Regions from separate parts of the Homo sapiens genome. Here region 2 is linked to region 1. The links are chromatin loops, found by intact Hi-C in ENCODE. Cell type or tissue: prostate gland. All regions are shown on one strand. Each heading gives the region's core, and the rest is flanking DNA. Links, peaks and the distances in the headings are about the cores only. Region 1 overlaps PRDM11 (PR/SET domain 11). Region 2 has its middle 23 kb from the start of LINC02696.

What was found. Hi-C counts contacts between places; a loop is a spot of excess contacts. Peaks named below come from ENCODE experiments on the same cell type or tissue, not always from the same donor. Only the 100,000 strongest peaks of a DNase experiment are listed, where the experiment ranks them.
Region 2: a loop joins it to region 1, with 3 times the contacts of the local background. A loop is called at or near these places in 4 of 110 quality-filtered maps.

What each region holds. Positions count from the first base shown.
Region 1 is chr11:45,208,839-45,211,744 of GRCh38, forward strand. All of the region lies in intron 5 of PRDM11 (PR/SET domain 11), which reads left to right. Among named protein-coding and RNA genes, the nearest start is that of PRDM11, 64 kb to the left of the region's middle. RefSeq lists enhancers at 562-1,309, 1,310-2,057, 2,058-2,804. In prostate gland, for the core only: no CTCF peak of the experiment used is centred there; DNase peaks (open chromatin) are centred at 1,173 and 1,793; H3K27ac peaks cover 2,481 bases.
Region 2 is chr11:45,331,150-45,334,055 of GRCh38, forward strand. No RefSeq gene overlaps it. Among named protein-coding and RNA genes, the nearest start is that of LINC02696, 23 kb to the right of the region's middle. In prostate gland, for the core only: a CTCF peak has its summit at 1,370; a DNase peak (open chromatin) is centred at 1,455.

The sequences.
Region 1 (2,906 bases), core at 96-2,595:
TACCCAATTGTGCTTTGTGGGATATTCAACCCAAGGAATGTGGCACACCTGGCTGAGCGTAAGAGGAAGCCCAAGTTCTCCAAGGAGGAGCTGGACATTCTTGTCACAGAGGTGACCCACCATGAAGCAGTGCTCTTTGGGAGGGAGACCATGCGGCTGTCCCATGCTGACAGGGACAAGATTTGGGAAGGCATAGCCCGGAAAATCACCTCCGTCAGCCAGGTGCCCCGCTCCGTCAAGGACATTAAGCACAGATGGGATGACATGAAACGGAGGACCAAGGACAAGCTGGCCTTCATGCAGCAGTCCCTGTCGGGCCCTGGGGCCGGGGGCCGGGCCCCCACCATCGTGCTCACGGCCCACGAGAGGGCCATCAAGTCGGCGCTGCTCACGGCCCGTGCAGGGCGCGGCTTCCCCAGGGCGGAACTGGATGGCACCGACAGCCCTTCGACCAGCTGTGAGTATCACCAGTCCCCCCCGCCACCCAGCCGGCTGCCTGCCCCCCAGCTTACAGTCCACAGTCTCCCACCGACTTTCCCTCTGGTTCTCTCCTGTCCCTCTCTGTCCAGCCCACTCTTTCCATCCTCCCCTCCTTCTCCCACTCTTCTCCTCTCCATCCCTTTTTGCATTCATTCTCGAATATTTACTGAGCATCTCCGTGCCAGAGCCGTGCTAGGAGCTGGGAAGACAGCTGTGTGTAAACCCCACGCAGGCCCTGCTCTTGGGGAGACCCTGGACTCCTAGGAATAAACCAACGTTAAATAATTGCACGAGTAAACTGGAAACGAAGGGATGGAGGACACAGGAGTCCAGGAGGTCCCGAGAGCAGGGCTGACTTCATGAGCATGCAACCTGAACAGTCACAGGGGCCGCGGGGTTTCAGGCTCTGCTGTCGCCATCTGGACATTCTTCATAGTTTTTGAGCCAGGGGCCCCACGTTTTCATTTTGCATTTGACCCTGCAGGTTATGTAGCAGCTCTGTCTGAGAGTTAAGGAGTGGGTAAAACTGGCTCCACTGGGGACTGGGGAGGGCTCCCTGAAGAAGTCCAGCGGACTAGGATGTGAAGAGTAAGAGTTAACCAGGCCAGGCAGCAGCGTGGGGCGCGGAGAAGGGGAGGGGAGGCGCGCAGGCAGAGAACAGCATGTACGAGGCCCCGCATCAGGAAGGCGCTTGGCACGTTCCAGGAACAGTGAGAAGCCAGGAAAGCCCAAGTGTAGCAGCGCGGGGGAGGGGGCTGGAGACGAGGCGGCCAAGCTGTGAAGGCCCGGGCCGGGCCATGGAAAGATCAGTTCCTTTCTGTGTCTGGTCCTGACTGCTTTGTTCCTCTATTATTACTCCCCTGCCTGAGCCACGCTGCCTGCCCCCACTTTTCTGTGTGCTGCCTCTCAGCTCCCTCTCCATCCTCCTGGCTGCTCCGCCACCCGCTCCCCACCCCTCTTCTCCCTCTGTACTTGTCCCTGCCTTTCCTCTCTACTTCCTGTGTCTCACATGCACTTTGAAGCCAGGGCCCCAGCGGCCGAGGCGGGTGTCCCTTGGGGCTGGAGTTCTAGTTGGGGCTCAGCAGAAGGGGGAGCACTAAAGGCCTCCGCAGGGACTGCAACCCTTCCTTTCCACTTCTGCACATCTCCCCCGTGCCCCGCCAGCTGCAGTCCCCACTAGAGGCCGTCTGCCTGACCGGCTCGTGAGTGGTGGGAGCCAGGCAGGAGGGGCCCCAGGGAAGCAGCCGTGGCTCAGCCCATGGGAAGGTGCTTTGCAAAGACTCACTTGCACCTTCCCTTCCCGGGCCCCCTGCCATTGTGATCCACTTGCTTCCTGTTTGGCTGGGGCTCCTGACAGGTGGCAGTTCACAGAGTCAGATGTTTAGGACTGGAAAAGAACATGGAGACCATTTAGTTCAACTTCCTTGCAATGCAGAAAGTAAGCTCTGAAAACCAAGGTGGCCCTGAGCTCAATTCAGAAGCAGGACTTGAACCCGGGTCTGCTGGCTTCCTGTGAATCAGTGTTTTCCTAAGTCTTAAGAGGATTCCACCCCGTGATAAGAAAAAATGGGGGGGTCAGCATCCAGTAAAGCCTGTTCCCTGCATCCTGCTCCGCTCACCCCTCCATCTCCCTGAGACTGAATGTAATGAGGCCACCAAAGGTAACCTGGGCTGGCAGGGAGCCCGAGTGTGCCATCAGGCAGAGCCCGCTCACCCCCATGGCAGGCTCACAGCCCTCCTTTTCCTGGCAGTGGCCAGCTGCGGCAGCACTCGGCCAGGGGCTTGGCAGAACGGGGACCTGGGAGGGAAGGAGCAGCATCACCTCGCCGGGTCTCACTCCTTCCAACACTGGCCATGCTAGACAGGTCTCTGGGATCTCAGGGGATGGCTGCTGTCCCACCAAACACTGCCAAGAGACACAGGACTCTTACCAAGCTGGCCCAAGTGAGCCCCCAGGACCCCTGGGAGGCATGAGGTAACTGTAAGATAAACCTGTCTGTCCTCCCCATCACCTTCCTGGGGGGTGGTTCTGAGTTGAGTCCGCAGATCCAGGCAGGGAGGGCTTGCCTGTCAGTAGGGTCAGCCCATACATCATTTAATCCTGCCACAGGGATCAGCCCATACCCTTGGTCACCAGAAAGCAGGACCCACATGTGCAGAGGCTGGGCCCCCTCCCTGTGTCCGGCTGCAAGGAGCAGTCTGTCCGATGGCCCCTGTGGATGGGAGCACGATGTGACTGAACTGGAAGCCTGCCTTGGGGGACAGGGGGACAGCAGGGCTGGTTGCAGAGGTGGCTCTCCTGCTCTGCACTGTCCTGCCAGTTTCTTCAGCCTGTCAGCATGTGCTGCAGTGATTTAAAGATGCAGATTCCATATTAGTAGTCTTTTATCCCTCACCCCCTTCCCACTCTTCCCCCCAAGTCCGCA
Region 2 (2,906 bases), core at 286-2,785, 120 kb after region 1:
GCTGGGAACCAAGGCTAAGGAAGGAAACCCAGATTTACTCTTCATCCTCCCTCTTCCTGAAGCTCTCCATGTACCCCAAAGCCCAGCCCCCAGTGATAACACTACAGGCCTGTGCCCTAATGGCAGGCCATGCATCAAAAGTCAGAAGATAGTGGGGCAGCCATGCTACTGCACACAACTTGATACATTTCCCAGGAGCCCTGGAATGTCGGCTCAGCTTCGGGAGTCACATCTGACTTCTCTAAGCTTCAAGGCAGTGTTCAGAAGTGAGAGGTGTCCTTCCTCTCCTTCTCATGAGTCTGTGTGGATGGTCAGAGAGCCGTATGTTCTCGTACACACCGTTTTCGAAAGGAGACAGTCCTTGACTTGAGTTTTAGGAATTCTCTTCCCAGTCTTTAGTCATTGATTTCTAGAAAAAAACCTTTTCCTCTTTATTATTTAACTTCTGCCTTCATCCCTGCCACCCAGGCTGAAGAACTGACAGTGAAGTATGCTTTCCTCAAAGGCAAGAGAAGGACAGGGTTATGGAGAGAGTCCTGGCCACGAGACGGGATCTCAGGGGTTTAGTATTAGCTCTGCCTTTAATTGGAATAGTGAGGATGAGTTTGGGTGCTGGAGTCAGACAGGTGCAGGTTCAAGTCCCAGCTAGACCACTTTCAGGCTGCATGGCCTTGGCCAAGTGGCTCAACCCCTCTGAGGCTATAAAATGGGAGTAATTGTGTTTGCAAAGCAGAGATTTGTGGGGAGGATGCATGAGCAAATGCACCGGCTCCGTAGAGCTCGGTACATAGTGAAGCTTCAGTGCTAATGATTATCATGACATTAGGTCTCTTACACCCCCTTCCTTCCCTGACTCAACTAAGTCATGCTGCTGGTCCTTGTCTGCCAGGCTCTAGCACAAGCCAAGAAGTCTCCCTCTTGTGGTTCCTTATTCCTGGAATTCTTGGCCCCCAGCTCCTTGAAAGCCTGGCTGCTCTTCATCTTCAGGCTCGGGGGAAATGCCACCTCCACACAGATCTTGTTCCTGTCCCTCCATCTCTTAACCCCCTCCCCACAATTGCTGATAATTGTGTTGATCTGATCACTTCTCATTGCCCCTGTGCTCCACTCGCCTGCAGCCTTGGTGTGGGAAGGGGCCACGTCTCTCCTGCCACTCTTGTGTCTCCATCACCCATGAGTGTTTGTGCAGTGACATGGATTGACTCAATGAACATTCAATTAACATTTGTTGATTTAATGAGTCACGATGTCTGACCCTGGGTAAACAACACGACACTTGTGGGATTCCGTTTTTCTCATCAGAAAAATGAGGAGGTTGGAATAAAAGGCTGAAACATATTATTTCCCCTAAGTTTCCCATGAACCTGTGAATGAATTCAACGGAACCAGGGAGTTAAGGTGCAGAATTGTTACAGAAACATGGCCTCTTTCTGCCCTCTAGTGGACGAGATGGTGAATGGCACTTCATCATCCCCACCGCCGCCCCCACTCTCCCGCCACTGTTTCTAATATATTAGCCCTGCCAAGAACCACTTCAGAAAGGAAAATATTCAGTGGCCAGAGAAAAGGGGCCATGTCTTCTTCATTAGGGTACACCCAGAGTCGAGCAGTGAAGCGTGGGAGACAGCTAGATTCAGCAGGAAGGGCACTGGTGGGACTGGGACCACCACCTACTCCCTGGGTGAAGTTGGGCGTGGTTCTGTCCTCTCGGAGCCTCTATTTCCCCATCTGTGCAGTGGGCATAATAACATCTACCTCACAACTGTTGTAGGATTAAGTAATGTAAAGTGTCTGGAATGTGGTAGGTCCTTAATCAAGGTTGGTAGCCTCTTGGCTCTTTATACACTTTGTATGAATGAAACGCAGTCACAGACACAAAGGAAAATGTTACAGCCTAGAAGAAAAAGCAAGAAATGTGTGTAAATGAGTAGGAAACGGGTTTATGTACCGGGGAAACATCCTCGACTTGATGTTAGGAGCTTTGAGATTTAGATTTATGAGCTCTGACACTAACAAGCTCTGGGACCCTGGGAACGTTCTGTCTGTCGCCTCTCTGGACCTCAGCGTTGTCATCTGGGAAACAGAAGGTTAAATGACAGCATCATCCAGAAGGCACTCAGCTTCAGGAAACAGAAAACACAACTGACGGTGAGTAGATCCAGGGTCGGCAAACGACAACCCACTTGCCAAATCTGTTTTTGTGCCGCCTGTGGGCTAAGAATGATTTCTACAATTTAAATTGTTGAAAAAAATCAAAAGAATAAATAATATTTTGTGACACATGAACATTATATGAAATTCAAATTTCAGTTTCTATAAATAAAGTTCTGTTGGAACCCAGCCACACTCATTTGTTTATGTACTTATCTAGGGCTCTTTTCCCGTGACAATGTCAGAGTTGAGTGGTTGCGGCTTGGAAAGCTGAAAATATTTACTATGTGTCCATTTGAAAGAACAAGTTTGCTGACCTCCGACTTCACTAATAAAGATATTTAGCTGTCTCACATAACCATAACATTCCCGCTGTTCTCTTGGTCTTCTCTCCTGATCACAAGATGGCAGCCTCGATTCCATGAGTCACATCTACACACAGCCTACATTTAAGACAGGAAGTAAGGAGCAGGGGGAGAGAAAAGACTTTCTTCTGCCGTGATTCCTGTGCCCAGAAAGAAAATATTTCCCGGAAGCCCTGCAGGAGGCTTCTCCTATCTCATTGGCCGGAATGAGGTCACATGGTGGACCCTGGACCAATGCCTGCAAAGGACCTACCCTTCCTGAGATGAAGGGATCTGGCCTTCTAACAGAGACAAAAACCAGGGCTCTGTTAGCATGAAAGAAAGGGGGCAGGGGGCACGTGCCGACCAAAATCATTAAGACCCCTTGCCTAATAGCATCTCCAGGTTCCA